2 separate regions of the Homo sapiens genome follow, and region 1 is linked to region 2. Evidence: chromatin loops called from intact Hi-C (ENCODE). Cell type or tissue: CD4-positive, alpha-beta T cell. All regions are shown on one strand.

Evidence for each region. Hi-C counts contacts between places; a loop is a spot of excess contacts. Peaks named below come from ENCODE experiments on the same cell type or tissue, not always from the same donor. Only the 100,000 strongest peaks of a DNase experiment are listed, where the experiment ranks them.
Region 1: a loop joins it to region 2, with 6 times the contacts of the local background. A loop is called at or near these places in 3 of 110 quality-filtered maps.

Annotation. Positions count from the first base shown.
Region 1 is chr16:17,575,720-17,583,719 of GRCh38, reverse strand. No RefSeq gene overlaps it. Among named protein-coding and RNA genes, the nearest start is that of XYLT1, 110 kb to the right of the region's middle. RefSeq lists an enhancer at 4,358-4,859. In CD4-positive, alpha-beta T cell, CTCF peaks have their summits at 4,065 and 4,270 (motif pointing right); a DNase peak (open chromatin) is centred at 4,239.
Region 2 is chr16:17,347,021-17,355,020 of GRCh38, reverse strand. The region is part of intron 2 of XYLT1 (xylosyltransferase 1); the gene reads left to right. Among named protein-coding and RNA genes, the nearest start is that of XYLT1, 120 kb to the left of the region's middle. RefSeq lists an enhancer at 7,352-7,441. In CD4-positive, alpha-beta T cell, no CTCF peak of the experiment used is centred here; DNase peaks (open chromatin) are centred at 3,230, 4,650 and 6,434; H3K27ac peaks cover 1,440 bases.

The DNA of each region.
Region 1 (8,000 bases), 230 kb before region 2:
GGCCTAATGTGAGCCAGTGAAACTTTATTTACCTGTGGCATGCTGGGTCTGGCACACTAGTTGTAGTTTGCTAAGTCCTGCTTTAGACTATACATTTCTTGAATACCCTAATACATAGTTGGCCACCACTTACTCAGGGCCCGTTGAAGAAGGTCCATTGTGGTAGAAAGAAGAATTTACCCACTGCTATGAAAATCGAGAAAGCCACAGCCTTTCATTTCTGGGACCAGTTTCTGGCATCATGAATACTAGAATCAGGTCTGTATGGCACTGTGGCTTCCCCTACTGACAAACTGTGCAACCTTAGACGTGGTACCAAATCATTCTGTGCAGCAATCTTTTCTTCTACAAAATGGGACTAAATGATCTCTTGGGGTTGTTTTAAAGAGCAAAGAAGGTAACAAAAGTGAACCCAGATGAAATGAGAACCACCCAGCACACACATACAGGCACATGCACATGCATACACACCCTACAAAAACAATTTTGATCATCTGTTTAATTAACAACCGGACTTTTTCCTCTCCTGAGGGTTGTTTACAATCTAGGGGCACCACCATTGAATTGCTCAGGCCAATAGGAAACATTTCTTTGTGATGCTCTTTTGGGTAAGAGGAGAGTGAATAATGAAGCCACTGGCAAAAAGAAAAGATTTGAGGATTAAAAACAAGAAGTTTTAAAGGAGATGTTTATGTTGCGTGGTGTGTGATGTAAAACCTCCCTTCAGTACCATAAGATTGCAGTACAATATCCATTTCTTATTATTACATTGGGGAATTTGTGTGTCTTCAGTGGAGGGTAATCTTCTGAAGAGGTGAATCCTCCTTTATGTTAGGTATGAGCTGAGAACAAAGGCTTCTTTGCCTGGTACAAAGGCTTCTTTTCCTGGAGCTTAGAGGACTCAAGGATGGTAAGGATGCATCCTAACACCTACTAGGTGTTCAGTAAATGATAGTTCCATCCTCATTCTACTTTAATAATTTCATCTTTACAAAAAAAATAAATCTCAGCAATTCAGACTCAGTGCCAAAAATCAGTAAATCCCAGGTACTGGATGTTTACTAAAGGAAGAGAATAATTCAAATGAGGCTTGTCCTGTAGAGATCCCTCAAGGATACACAAAAATGGCTCACAGTTAGCATATTCATTCTTATTATATAAATGGATTCTACTAAAGTGCTGCTTAAAAGCAATTTGGTTATAAGCAGTTTAAGCATTCTCTTTGCAACCTTTTCCCCACTGTGTTCACAGCATCTTTGAGAAAATTTTCCCAAGAGCAGGGGAAACTAGAGATCAGCCCTTGCCTGAATTGTCACAAATTACAAATGAGTAATTGTCCTAGCACTCCTTGGGAGAGAGAAATGAACTTTGAGTTTAAAAACCTGATTTCCAATTGTCATTTTTCCATTTGTTAGCTGTATGATCACGAATAGCTCTGTTCTTCTTTCCTGTTTCAGTATCCTAAATAAATGGAAAAACATCCTGTATTCATGGGCTGGAAGACTTAATAATATTAAGATGTCAATATACCAAAAGAAATGTATAGCTCTTCCTGGCATTGTCTGATAACTGAACTGTGATTCAACTCCTGAATGAAGGTGCTCTAAGAAGTTATTGTCCTCATTGTTACTACTACCCTAATTCTGGACTAAGCAAACACACCCACAAACACATGCATGCACACATATACACATTTATCTTTATTTTTCCTTTTTTTTTGCTAGTGCTTTTGGTATCATGTCTAAGAATCCATTGCCAAATCCAAAATCATAAAGATTTACCTCTGTTTTCTTCCAAGAGTTTTATGATTTTAGCTTTTGAATCTAGGTCACTGATCTATTTTGAGTTCATTCTTCATATGGTGTGAGGTAGGGATCCAAATTCATTTTTGTGCATGTGGAAATTCAGTTGTTCCCTCACCAACTGAGACTATTTTTTCCTCCACTGAATGACTGAACAAACTTAGCACACTTGCCAAAAATCAATTGGAGATATATATATATATATATATAGGAGACATATATATAGGAGATATACATATAGGAGATATATATATAGGAGATATATATATAGGAGATATATATAGGAGATATATATATAGGAGATATATATAGGAGATATATATATAGGAGATATATATATAGGAGATATATATAGGAGAGATATATATATAGGAGATATATATAGGAGAGATATATAGGAGATATATATATAGGAGATATATATAGGAGATATATATATAGGAGATATATATATAGGAGATACATATATATGAGATATATATAAATAATAGAAATATATGTATATATCTGGACTCTCATTTTTATTCCACTTTTCTATATGTTTATCCTTATGTCAGTATCATGCTGTTTTGATTACTACAGATTTGTAGTAAGTTTTGAAACAGGAAAGTGTGAGTTCTTCAACTTTTTTCGTCTTTTTTTAAGATTGTTTTAGTTACTCAGGGTCTCTTGTAATCCCATGTGGATTTGAGGACTAGCTTTTCCATTTCCACAGAAAAAAAGAGGCCATTGCAATTTTAATAGGCATTGCATTCAATCTGTAGATTACTTTCAGTGTATTGACAGTTTAACAATATTGCATCTTCCAATCCATGAACACTGGATGTTCTTCCATTTATTTAAGTCTTCTTTAATTTATTTCTGCAATGTTTTGAGTTTTCAGTGTACAAGTCCTTTACTTCCTTGGATAAATTTGTTGCCAGGCATTTTATTCTTTTAGATGCTGTTGTAAATGAGATTGCTCCCTTAATTTCCTTTTTGGATTGTTCATTACAGGTGTGTAGAAACATAACTGGGTTTTGTATGTTTATCTTGTAACTTGCAACTTTGCTGAATTGTTCATTAGCTCTAATGGCTTTTTTATAGATTCTTTGGGATTTTCTATATATAGGATCATGCCGTCTGTGAACAGAGATAGTTCTACTTCTTACTTTCCAATTTAGATGCCTTTTATTTCTTTTTCTTGTTTAATTACGCTGGATAGAATTTCCAGTGCAGTGTTGAATACCATTGGTGAAAGGAGGCATTCTTGTCTTGTTCCTGATCTTAGGGGGAAAGCTTTTAGTCTTTCACCTTTAGGTGCAATGTCAGCTGTGGGTTTTTTAAAATAAATGTCCTTTATCATGTTGAGGAAGTTCCCTTCTATTCTATCTTTTCTGAGTATTTTTATCCTGAAAGGGTGTTGTATTTCTTCAAATGCCCTTTTTTATATCAATTGAGATGATTATATATTTTTTGTTTATTTTATTAATGTGACATATTAGATTGATTGATTTTCTTATGTTGAACCACCCTTGCATTCCTAGAATAAATCCCACTTGGTTATGACATATCATCCTTTTAATATGCTGTTGGATTCAATTTCCTGGTATTTGTTGATTTAAAACAATATTTTTGATAAAAGTCAAATCCTCCAAAAATCCACTGTAACGATAATAATGGATATTAGCCTTCTCTTTCCTGCCTACATATAATTTGTCTTTATAGTACTATCACTAGACTTTCACTGTGATGATATATTTGCTGCACGGAGGGTAGCTTAGCTAAATAATGAGATTCTGCATCTTTAAATGTGTGTGTGTGTGTGTGTGTGTGTGTGTGGTGCGTGCGCTTTGGAGTCAGAGCTTTGGAGTCTGAGCTTTGGAGTCAGCAAGATCTGCATTCAGCTCCCAGCTCTGTCACACACCATCTGTGGGAACCTGGACAATGTCTTAGCTTTCCTGAGCTCCAGTTTGATCACAGGAATAATTTAATCTCTAGCTCTCAGAGCTGTTAAGAAAAAAAGAGCAGACGAGACACTGTATGTAAAACACTTAGCACACTTCCTAGCATAAAACAGTCTTGATCAAAAGAGCAAATCGCTGAGCTATTGGTATTATTTAGATTTGACAAATTACAAATATGTTTTGTTCATGCGTTTTTTTTCCAGGCAGTTAGTTTTGCTGGGAAGAAACTGCTCAGTTAATACGAGCCTGTGGTGGTGGCTGTGTGGTTGTATCTATCCAGCCAGATGTACTGTGAAAACAGTTTCATCAACTAACCAGATGTGTTCACAGTGAAGACTGAAGGGTTTTTATCCAGATGCTGGTGCAGTTCCTCGGGGCTCAGTGATTTCCTTGCTTTCAACTTTACCAGCCCAGAGAGGGTTTCCTCTTCCTGACCCAGCCTGGCTCCCCCTCCATGGTCTCCCTTCCTGGCTGAAAGGAGTATGCGATTCTGCATTCAGTCACTAGATGGCGTTTGACTGTTTCCAAGAAGGGAGCTTGACTGAGTGGGTGCCCTCAATCAGAGGCTGCTGGAATTTAAGGTCAGGAATTTCAGCCACAGCCTAAAGTCGTGGCCAGATTACAGACCAGTAGGAAGAGAAACTGCTCGTGCTGCTGCTTCGTTTATTTCTCTTCTTTTTCTCAAGAAATGATGCTATGGTGAGGGTAGAGTCACCAAAATTTTTCAAAATACTGATATAGAGTGATTTCAGTATCCATCTATGCGAAAGAAAAAGCTATCTCCTATTCCAGGAATGATGTGGCAACCTTACAAACTAAAGCATGCTCAAACAATCACCATGACAAAAGTTCATCATAGAGGGTGGGACTGCCTGCTGGTTAACAACACCTCTCTGCAGTCAGACTGTCTCCACTGATATCCAGAGGTTTCTACTGGTGACCTACCAGCTGTGTGATCTTGGGCAAGGTGCTTAATCTCTCTGTGCCTCAGTTCCCTTATCTATAAAATGTAAAAATAATAAAACCTAGCTGTGGGCTTTGGGGAAGAATAGATGAGACCATGTACAGAACTCTGAGAATAGCTCCTGGCACATGGTAAGTCTTCAATAAGAGACAGCTATTATTCATTTAGCCAACATTTATGAGAGGTCAGAAGAGTACCCCCTGCCAAGAGTGGTTGTGAGAAGGAAATGAGATAACACAGGCCAAGCGCTTAGAATGTTGCTTGGGACACAGAAAGAGCTCCATCAAGGTGTGCTATCAAAATATTAAGAAGAAAAAGATTACAGGCTGGGCACAGTGGCTCACACCTATAATCCCAACACTTTGGGAGGCTGAGGTGGGCAGATCACTTGAAGTCAGGAGTTTGAGACCATCCTGGCCAACATGGTGAAACCCTGTCTCTAGTAAAAATATAAAAATTAGCCAGGCATAGTGGTGCGTAACTGTAATCCCAGCTATTCGGGAGGCTGAGGCAGGAGAATGGCTTGAACCCAGGAGGTGGAGGTTGCAGTGAGTCAAGATCACACCACTGCACTCCAGCCTGGGCAACAGAGGGAGACTCTGTCTCAAAAAATTAAAAAATTAGGAAGAAAAAGATTTCAGGCTGGGCGTGGTGGCTCACTCCTCTAATCCCAACACTTTGGGAGGCCTAGGTGGGAGGATCACTTGAGCCCAGGAGTTTGAGACCAGCCTGATGAGTCCCCATCTCTATAAAGAAATCATAATCATAATCATACAAATATTAGCTGGATGTGATGGCACACGTCTGTTGTCCCAGCTACTTGGGAGGCTGAGGTAAGAGGACCCCTTGAACCTGGGAGAGAGAGGTTGCTGTGAGCTATGATTGCACCACTGCACTCCAGCTTGGGCAACAGAGCAAGACCCTGTTTCAAAAACAGAAAAGAAAAGTTTACAAAATACTGACATAGAGTATGATTCCATATTTAAATTAAAATATGTGAAGAGATGGAGGAGTGGTATGTGATCTCTTTTTCCTCTTTCTCCTTCACCTCTGCCGCTAATCTGAAGAAGCTTAAATACATACAGTAATGACAGATTCCACCCTGGGGCATTAGAGTGAGCATTTTGCTGGATGAGTGAGAAGGTTCAAGGCCCCCGACAAAAAAAGAGTTTCCTGGTGATGGGATGCCATGCACCTTCACAGCCTGTGCTGGATCATGACCTTTACTAATGACCCAGGTCTCCTGGAGAAGGGGTCTTAACACTTACAGGGTCATGGTGACTTTTGCAGTCTGAGGAAGCCCAAGGACCCCCTTCTTAAAATGATGTTTCTAAATGCATGTGAAATAGACTATATCCGATTTTACAAAAGAAGTCTGTAATCTAACATAAACTATCTGTGGTTACCATAGGTGCAAAGTCATTAATATTGCTGTCAATTTTGCTTATATTCATAATTAACTGAAACGCTGCATTTGAGGTGGAAATTAGTTAAAACTGATATGCACATTTTCCCCATCCAAGTCACACAGCCCTGAATTTTATGCACAGGTCTTCTGGGTCAGGGAGCCCCGGGTAAAGAACCTTGGTAGGACAAAAACATAGTATTCCTACCACCTTAGGCAAGCTGTCTGAGTACTCGAGATTGTGCTGTTTATTTCAGGAACAACAGACGTTCCATTATGCTCCTTAAAATCTAAGTGAATTGATTCAGAACAAATAGCTTATCACCTTTTTTTAATTATGAGATTGAGGAAAACTACAACTGCACCTTATGTTGAGGGAAAAAAATCCATCTAGCTGACATTGGAGGGTATCAACAGCTGACTTTTTTTTCCTAATACAGCTATTCAATATAAAGCAAATTGGTTTAGATGATCAATGGGAAAGAATACTGTTTTAGGGCTTAACGGGAACAATTTCTCCTTCCCTTAAAAAGTTCTCAGTTCACAACTGGATTGATGTGCCTCTTATAAACCAGTTTGAAAGTAGTGTCACATTGCTTTTCATTTAAAAAATAAAATAAAAACCTTTCCTGAAACTTTAGGTCCCATGTGTGTATGTGCGTATGTGTGTGTGTACACATGTATGCATATATGCACATTTTATCCCAGAATTCCAAGACTAAGATAAATCATTCCATACTGGATAGAGAAAGCCTTTTTGAGATTGTTTCCAGCAAGAAACAGCTAGAACAGGGGGAGAATACAACAGGCTAGAGAGAGAAAGAAGGTAAAAAGATACCTTCTCCCTGGCTCCCTTGAAACAAATGTGTTTTCTTATTTATCTTCCTTTGTGAGATCAGTTATGGTAATTTTGTACTATCAGGGGAACTGCCCTTAGAACATTTATCCCAGTTTCAAGGAGTTCAAGGATCAAAAAAATAAAAAGGATTATAGAATGTTCCTCCTTTGATTTTTCCCCACCTATGATCACCTTTTGCTTCTCAAAGCAGAGCCCAGAATATACTTATTTCCCAGCATACCCGCAGCACATGCCCAATGCAAACACTTCTCCTTAAAAGAATCTCTATAATAATCCTTAGCTAACAATTTGATAAAGTAAGGGCATATCAGAACAGCCTGGTCTAAGGTTGAGCTATGATCATTTCAACACAAAACCAAGCCAAGAGTTTGATTGGTCAAAACAGCCAATTCTAAGGAAAGAAAAAGGAAAAGAACTACCTATTAGGGTAAAGAATCCACATCTCATCCCTTAAGCAGAAGCTGTTGGTGCCTTTCAGTGTTATCTTCCAGGACAGTCTAAACAACATGGAAAGCTTCACTGAATTTAGATCAAGAAATTTTGTTTACAGGTGTTTGACTCATATGTGTCTACAGTTGTGTGTGTGTTTACATGTTTATTTCTTACATTGTATGTGTTTGCTTTTGCATATCTGTGTGTTATATTTGGGTATGTGTTAATGTGTTTATATGGTGGATATACCAATTATGCATTGTGGGTTAAATGACAGGCTAGATACTACTTCTTCTACTGGACTCCAGGATTATGCTTTGCGTGATGTTGAACAAATGCCATCAAAGAAAACTCAGTCATTCTTAGTTGACTCAAGGGCCCTTGATGTAGAGAAAGCCCTGGAGAGGGAAAGCTGAACCCGTGAATCTGTGGAACTTCCTGACCACAAAGTTGAGCTAAAAGAGTTGCAAAAACAAAAATGTTCTTTTACTATTCTCCCAAGCAAGACTATCTAATGGGGTTGAATGCAAATTGGAATGATTTAAGATAAAACTGGACACATGTTGTTGGGTGAATGAATACAAAATGGAAG
Region 2 (8,000 bases):
TGGTTCCCTGTCTTTGGGGAGCCTGGGAATATTGTTCTCGCTCCCCGAGTTCTGATTTCCCATGTTAAAGAGATGTTGGAACCCAACCAAAGTGCAAATGTTTCTTTGTGACTGTTGGCACAAGCCCGTGGCCAGATCTGACTTTGTGCTGGCCTCAGCCCATTGTGAGGTGAATGATGGGATCCTGTTCAGCTGCCTGCAGGCAGGTCAGACAAGGGGGTCAGGTCCCTTTCTGGCAGGAAGTAGTGCCTCAAATGTTACCCATATGCCATGAACAAGATGGCAGATGTGGCCAAGCTTGGAAGAATTAACTCTGCAGAGGTTAGGTGACAGATGTACCCTGAGCCCTGGGTCAGTTCCCGCTTTTCTCCCAGTGCACTTGGCTTCTAAGGACAGCATCGCCTGCTCCATCTTGAGCCCAGCTGTCACAGGTTAGCCTGCCTGTTAGATTTCACTGAGAGCTGTGTCCTTGCACAATGCATCAGCCGCTTTGCTTGTCCAAGACCTGGCCTGCATTAGAACACGGCTGTGCAGGGGCCCTTTCCTTCACGCATCCCTCTCTCCCTCGTGTGAATTGCAACGGTCCTCAGCCATCGCTTGGTTAATCTGTCCCTGTGCAGCTGTTCTGAGTTGGGGGAGATGGATTGATTGGCTGCTGAGGACTCCTCTAATGCTCTTTACCATTAGCACAGCAGAGCTTTGCATCTGTTGGCATCAGCAGGACTCTCTGCTTAACGGCCAGATTAATAGAATGAGGAAGCCGAGGAAGGTTTAAATCCCTGGTGTCAGCTTCCCGGCTCGGCAGGCTGCCCCTGGGGAGGCACCAAGGAAGCCCTGACTTGCAGTGATGAATGCTCCTCTGGTCTCCAGATGGTGACTGCCAGCGAATCAGGTGACCTAGAAATGAAAAAAAAATAAAAAAGGAGTTCAGTGAGTGGCTAGGTGGCATTATTCTTATCCTCATTCTTACTAACATTTACCATTTGCCAAGAACTGACTTCTCTCATTTTATCCTCAAATGCCATGGTTACACAGGTGTTTGTGTGATACCCGATTTCCACATGAGGTACCTAAGGGTCAGAGAGGCTAAGTAACTTGCCCAGGGTCACACAGGAAGCAGATAGTGTTGATGCACATTAGACTCAGGGTTGCATGACATCAGAATCTTATCTTCTCAACTGCTTTCCTATTTTGCAAGAAAATAAAGTTGCCTTGACTAGTAGAAAGATTTGCTAACATTCAGGCAAAGCTGGAGAAATGGGCTTGGTATATGCAATCCAACGTCCATAGATAGACAGACGGACAGATAGACAGTGCCTAGCACAACTATCCACAGATGTACTTAGATATATGGGTAGAGAGATGCATGATGGGTAGATGGATAGAAAGATTCAATGCTTTGCGCAGTGAGTTATCTTTGACAGTTTGTCAGAGGGCTTGGGGGTAAAATGGTTTAAGCAATGGACCCGAATGAAAATTTATTTTAAAAGAACAAAAGCAAAACATGTCCCTGCGCATCAGTAGTGTTTTGATACATTGGAATCCTTATTACTTTATTCTTTCTTTCTCATCGATCCCCAAGACAGTTGATCATTTCTGAATCCACTCCAACTGGCAAGGTCTCTTGCCATTTAATTCTAGTGTCTCTGCCTCCTCCTGCCCTCACTTCCCCCACCCTCAACAGGCTCTCTGTCAATTAGCTAATGGCCTCCACTCAAACACTGAGATACGTTGGGAGATATAATAAAGGAGCTCTTTTGCCGAGTCAAGATTTGTCAATCTGGGTATTTGTGAACTCAGCTAGAGTTAGAGGGAAGCAGGTCTTCGTTTATGCTGAGATCCCCCTCAGGACCTGGAGATCAAAGGCATCAGGAGGAAAACTCCCAACTTCTGGGTTTTCAAAACCAACCAGATACTTGAATTTCTTTGATCAGCTAACTTGGGTTAGAGGGAAGGGAATGACATTCACATGATTTAAAGATGATGCTGGGGCCATGATGATTGTGAACAGGGCTCCTGTAGCAAATGAGTAGTGATATGAATGGAAGTTAATACTTGAGAAATTGTATCTATGTAAAGGGATTCATCTATTTCCTTATTCCGTAAATCACTATTGGGCCATGTGGAGACAAGGCCTTGTGCTAACTGTGAAAGATACAGCAGAGAAAAACAGAAGTTTCCTTGCCTAGAAAGCATCCATTCTAGGAGAGTCAGATGAAAAAGGTACAAATAGATATTAATAAATGCATCCGTAACTTCAGATAGTAATAAGTGGATGGAAATAAGACAAACATGTTTGTAAGAGAGTGACTGGGTAGAGTGGAGGTGGTTGTAAAATCTCCCAGGTAGTGGGGGAATCTGAGCTGGAGAGATGAGGTTTGAGCTTCTGAGCCCAGGAGGTGAGATGTGCTGAGGAGCTTACAGTTAAAAGTTAACCTTGCAAAAAGACCCAATGACAGAGTTCTGAATTTTTTGCGTAGTATGTCTGGGTTCCTATAAAAATAATGCCAGTTATTCTTAGATTCAATTAAGGCATTTGCTCCTTCAGTGCTTTTGTGTCATTATAATGTCAAGATGAATAAAGAATTACTTTATCAGGCAGGGGAGAAAGAAAAGGACTAAGGAGGTAGGAGAGAAGGAGAGAGGCTTAAATTCAGGGCCATCCAGTGAAACTAATGTCTGATGTGAGCATTTGGAAGGCTGGAGGAACTTTAGATCTTAGCAATGTTATGCTGAGCTGGGGGCTGATGTCTGAAATTTGGCTAATAGCTAATTAGCTGACTGATGTTCAGCTGAACTTAAACTTAAGTATAAACCAGTAGTTCTCAACTAGGTCAATTTTGACCGCCAAGGAGACATCTGACAATCACCTGAGACTTTTTCCTTTTCTTTTTGAGAGAGTCTTGCTCTGTCACTCTGTCAACCAGGCTGGAAGTGCAGTGACTCCATCTCGGTTCACTGCAGCTTCAACCTCCTGGGCTCCCACCTCAGCCTCCCAAGTAGTTGGGACTACAGGTGTATGCTAATTTTTGTAATTTTTGTAGAGGTGGGATTTTGCTATGTTGCCCCGACTGGTCTTGAACTTCTGGGCTCAAGCAGTCCGCCCGCCTCAGCCTCGCAAAGTGCTGGAATTGCAGGCATGAGCCACTGTACCTGGCCCAACATTTGTGATTATTATAACTTCGGGGTGAAGGATGCTACTGGCATCTAGTGGGTAGAGATCAGGGATGCTACTAAACATCCCATAATGCACAGGAAAGCACCCCCCCCCAAAAAAAAAGCCTCAAATGTCAGTAGTGGCAAGGTTAGGAAACCCTGGAGTAACTTCGTTTGTTCTGAGGACAGTTTATTTTACAAAGACACTTCCAGCCATACAATTGCAACTTCCTTGTTTGTTCTCTTGTTTATGTTCAAACATCACCCTTTCTGGTTTAAGTTCAGACTTTAACCAGCTGTAGGCTGTGGTTGTGACACATTCATCTTATTTATTTACTTATTTATTTTTTTTGAGACAGAGTCTTGCTCTGTCACCCAGGCTGGAATGCAATGGTGTGATCTTGGCTCACTGCAACCTCTGCCTCCCAGGTTAAAGCAATTCTCCTGCCTCAGTCTCCTGAGTAGCTGGGATTACAGGCATGTGACACCACACCTGGCTAATTTTTGTATTTTTAGTAGAAATGGAGTTTCACCATGTCGGCCAGGCTGTTCTCGAACTCATGACCTCGTGATCCATCCATCTTGGCCTCCAAAAGTGCTGGGATTACAGGCATGAGCCACATGCCTGGCCGACACATTTATCTTCTAATGTGTCCAGACCTGCATTGACATGACTGACTCTGGGTACACAATGACCCATGATACACAGGAACATGTACATCATGTGTTTAAAAACTGAGTTCTGTTGGATCATTATGGGAGAAGAAACCTCATCAGGAGATGGTTTCCTAAGAGATTTATGGCTTACTAGTGCAAAGAATGTGCAGAGTTAAAAAAAAAATTTTTTTTTCTTAATCCAGCTACTTGGCTGGGGTTTGGAGAGGGGTTTGCCAAGGTCTCTGGACTGATGGAGAAGATCTTTCAAATATCTTGATATTTAGGCCTGGTTCTTCTTTCAGGGATAGACCACAGGCTTGTTTGTGCAAACTTCTTTCTTGTGAAGCTCTTCCCCTCTCCTGGGATTAACACAATTGCTGTCTCCTCTCCGTTCTTCCGGCTCTGGGCTTCGATTAACCTTTTCCTCCACAGAGAGCAGTTTTTGGAGTAATCGGGAAGCTTCTGAATGGCTCTTACCTGAGTCTCCAGCCCATTAATTCTTATGGTGCCCAGCATCTGTTGAGAGGATGGTGAGACTAAATTGCTTCTCAGCCCATATGTTTTTTTCCCCCGTCAGCCTCCTTATGGGAGAAGAACCTCTCTGGGGCAGAGAAGGCTAGTTTGGGGAGGGACCAGATTGCTTTACTATAATCTTTTCCTCTGGCTGTGATTTGCTGCCTCTCTAGTTAGCCCTGGTGGGGCAGGGAGGTGACCAGCCAGACCACTGCCTGGGCAGAGACTTGGCTCAATGGACAGGGAGTCTGGACTTGGAGCATGGAGTCATTCTCAGAGAGGATCTGCGATCTCCTGGCCATGGGATCTTCTCTAGTCTGTATGACTCAGGGTGAATGATGTGATACAACATTCCGCAAATAGCCAGCAAGTTCCCCAAAGTGCAGCCACATGCACCATTTCAAAAAATAGATCGTGTTGAGATCACCATTCCCCCCTTCTTGTTGGGAGTGGACTTCACCGAAGACATTGAAAGTTTGAATTTAAGCCCTTAACTCAGAACACTTAAAATGATCACTCTTGGCTGGGCACGGTGGCTCACGCCTGTAATCCCACCACTTTGGGAGGCCGAGGCAGGCGGATCACGAGGTCAGGAGATTGAGACCATTTTGGCTAACACAGTGAAACCCCGTCTCTACTAAAAATACAAAAAAATTAGCCGGGTGTGGTGGTGGGCGCCTGTAGTCCCAGCTATTTGGGAGGCTGAGGTAGGAGAATGACGTGAACCCGGGAGGCGGAGCTTGCAGTGAGCTGAGATTGCACCACTGCACTCCAGCCTGGGCAACAGAGCGAGACTCCGTCTAAAAAAAAAAGATCACTCTTGTCAATAATGATTACATACACTGAATAGATGTTTCATTGAGATGGGAACTGTACATTGGACATGCATTCATAAATTTAGCACTTTTATGTAACATGAATTAAGCATTTATACTGCATGCGAGTCCCTCTTCTAAATTAAGTTCTTTACATGGATTTGCTCATTTGCATTTCACAACTATCTCTTATGGGAAGTATTACTGTCATCCCCGTTTTACAGATGAGAAACTGAGGCGCAAAGAGGTTAAGTTACTTGCCCAACAGGTAGCAAAGGCAGCAAGATTTGAACCTAGCAGTTTAGCTTTCATATATTGGGAAATAACCCTGGGAGTTACTAACCTTAACCCCATTTTACAGAGGAGCCTGCTAAAGCCAGAGAGACCAAGTTTCCTTTTAAAAGTTGTACGGTCAGTAGGTGATAGAATCTAAACTAGAGCCAGGTGACAAATGAAATCTGTCTCCTTCCCTGCTATGTTACAAGATAGGTAGAGATATCAATAAGATATAGAAGGAGATTAGAGATTAGATCTAGACAGATTTGACACAAAGAATTGACATAGAGATTTGATATCTATTTATTGATACAGAGATTTGATATGTATTAGATGTGGATATAGATTAGATCTTGCTTGCTATAGATCACTCACTTGGCAATCCAGAGCACATGGGCTTGGAAACATCTGTCCATACAGAGTGGATTCTAGGATGAGTAGCTGAAGCCCCAGGCTGTGGCACGGTTTGCCCTGCAGACGGTGAGCACAGCAGTGGCACCTTGAGGAGGCCATACTCACATTTCCCTTCCAGCACACGCATCTTCTCTCAGGGCACCCCCACCGCCATTGACTTCAAGCACTGAGGCAGAAGCCCGTGGTGCTGCCACTGAGCAACAAGGCAGTGTGGCTGGTTTTGCATTGACTTACGAGCCGGAGGCTCAGCGAGGAGGCATCACTAACATTTGGCATAAATAGCACACGCACCAAGATCTTTGAAGCTGAAGCGATCTTCTCCATGGGGTTTTGGGGCAGGGCTGTGCATACTGCGGAGCTTAAAAGAGAAGGTTTCGATGCTAGAATGTTCAGGCTGGGTTTGCAGGTTCTAGTTAATGGAATCATTCAATGAAGAAAATTGCTTTCACAAAAGATAGCAGCACGAGGGAGGTCCAGGTGTATGAGGGATGTAAAAATCCGTAGACAAGGCCCAAACTTGGGGAACGTGAGAGCTGGAGGGGTGATTGCATGTTTTCTATGTGCCTGGGATGTTGCTCAACACTTTATATGCGTGACCTCGTTTCCTCATAACAACATCCCTTGGCGAAGGTGCTCTCACACCCTTCCTTTGCAAGTGAAGACACTGAGGCATGGAGAGGCTCAGTCCCTGGTCCAAGACCACAGAGTTTGGGAGTGGCATTGAGAGGGCCCACACTTAGGCCTCCCTCTTCTGCAGTGCTGGCTGTGACTCCCATACCTTAGGGCCTGTTGGGTTCCATCTTTATACTTGACATGGAAGGAAACCAGGACCCAGAGCTGCTGAACAATTTGCCCAGTCGTTCAGCAGCTCAGTAGCAAACCAGGATTCCTCTGCTGCTCAGGGATAGTGGGAGGTGGAGGCTCAGCGTGGAAGATCCACAGCCCCGCACGCCCTCTTTGTGCCTCCTCCTGCTGTCTCCATGTTGGGTGTTAGCAAGATGAAACATGTTGGGTGTCTTCTTCCCCCGCAAGCCCCAGCCCCAGATCCACTCTCCACCCCTCTCCTTTCTTCTCTGGGCCTCCAGAGGCTAACCTTGATGGGTTTCATCAGCAAGGACTTTTCTTTGCTTTGGCCAAGTAGAGGAACTGGTAGGAGATAGGAAGGTGGGAAGAGATGAGATGAGGGTTTCCATGGGTTGGCTGTGTCTGTACCCCTAGCAAGGCCACAGCTGCTGTGGGGCTGCCCTCTCCCGTGGCTGCAGCTACTGTCTCCGTGGTCCAGGAACACCACTCCCTCCCCTTCAGGCCCCAGGGTGGTGACAGCTCCTGGCTGTGGCCAGCCCTGGTGCATAGCACCTCCCTTGTTAGTTTTCCTTATAAAGAATCTCTTTGTACAGTCTCTTCAGTTTGGAGAGTAACATCTCTTTCCTTCAGGGACCCTGACCGGGCCCCCGCCTCGCTGGCTCAGCACTGCCAATGGGACTTGCCATGGGGAGTCACTGTCATCTTGTGTCATGTTTTGATTAAAGGAGAGGGTCTTCCAGTGGAGGAGAGGTCCCAGAATGGAGACCATGGGACAGTGAAGCTCTTGAAACTGAATGCCCAACGGTGGATTGTACGAGCTCTTTTTTTAGAGAGAAGATCATAGCTGTCATTCTATTTGTGAAAACTGTCCCCCAAAACTGAGCCAAAAATAAACATTCTAAACAGTCTCATGCTAAATAAAGCACCAGAGAAGCCACATGTGTGAGAAGAGATGCCCCAGGCAGGGTCAGCTTGGAGTATTCTCATTCATTCATACTCCTCTGTCTGTCCCAAGTTGGTAAAGGCATTCTTCAGTGGGGAGGGACTAAGGCCTAGGGCATGGTGGGGTGGGGAGAGGCGGGGGACAGGCCTTCAGCTCCTTCCGGTAGCCCCCAGAGCAGACAGACAGACAGAGAAGACAGGTTATTTCTGCCTGCAAGCAAGGCCTTCACAAAATCACTTTTTCTTGGTTCTCGGTCACACCTCCAGGAAATGTTAACTGTCCTAGTATTTGAATCTAATTTCTTAGAAATGCCGCCACCTCTGGTTTGTACCTCTGAGAGCCAACAGGGAGGGCCAGCGCGTAGCTGCTTCTCCAGACCAGGTGGTCCTGCAGGAGGGAGTAGCAGTGGGGCTACCCCGGCT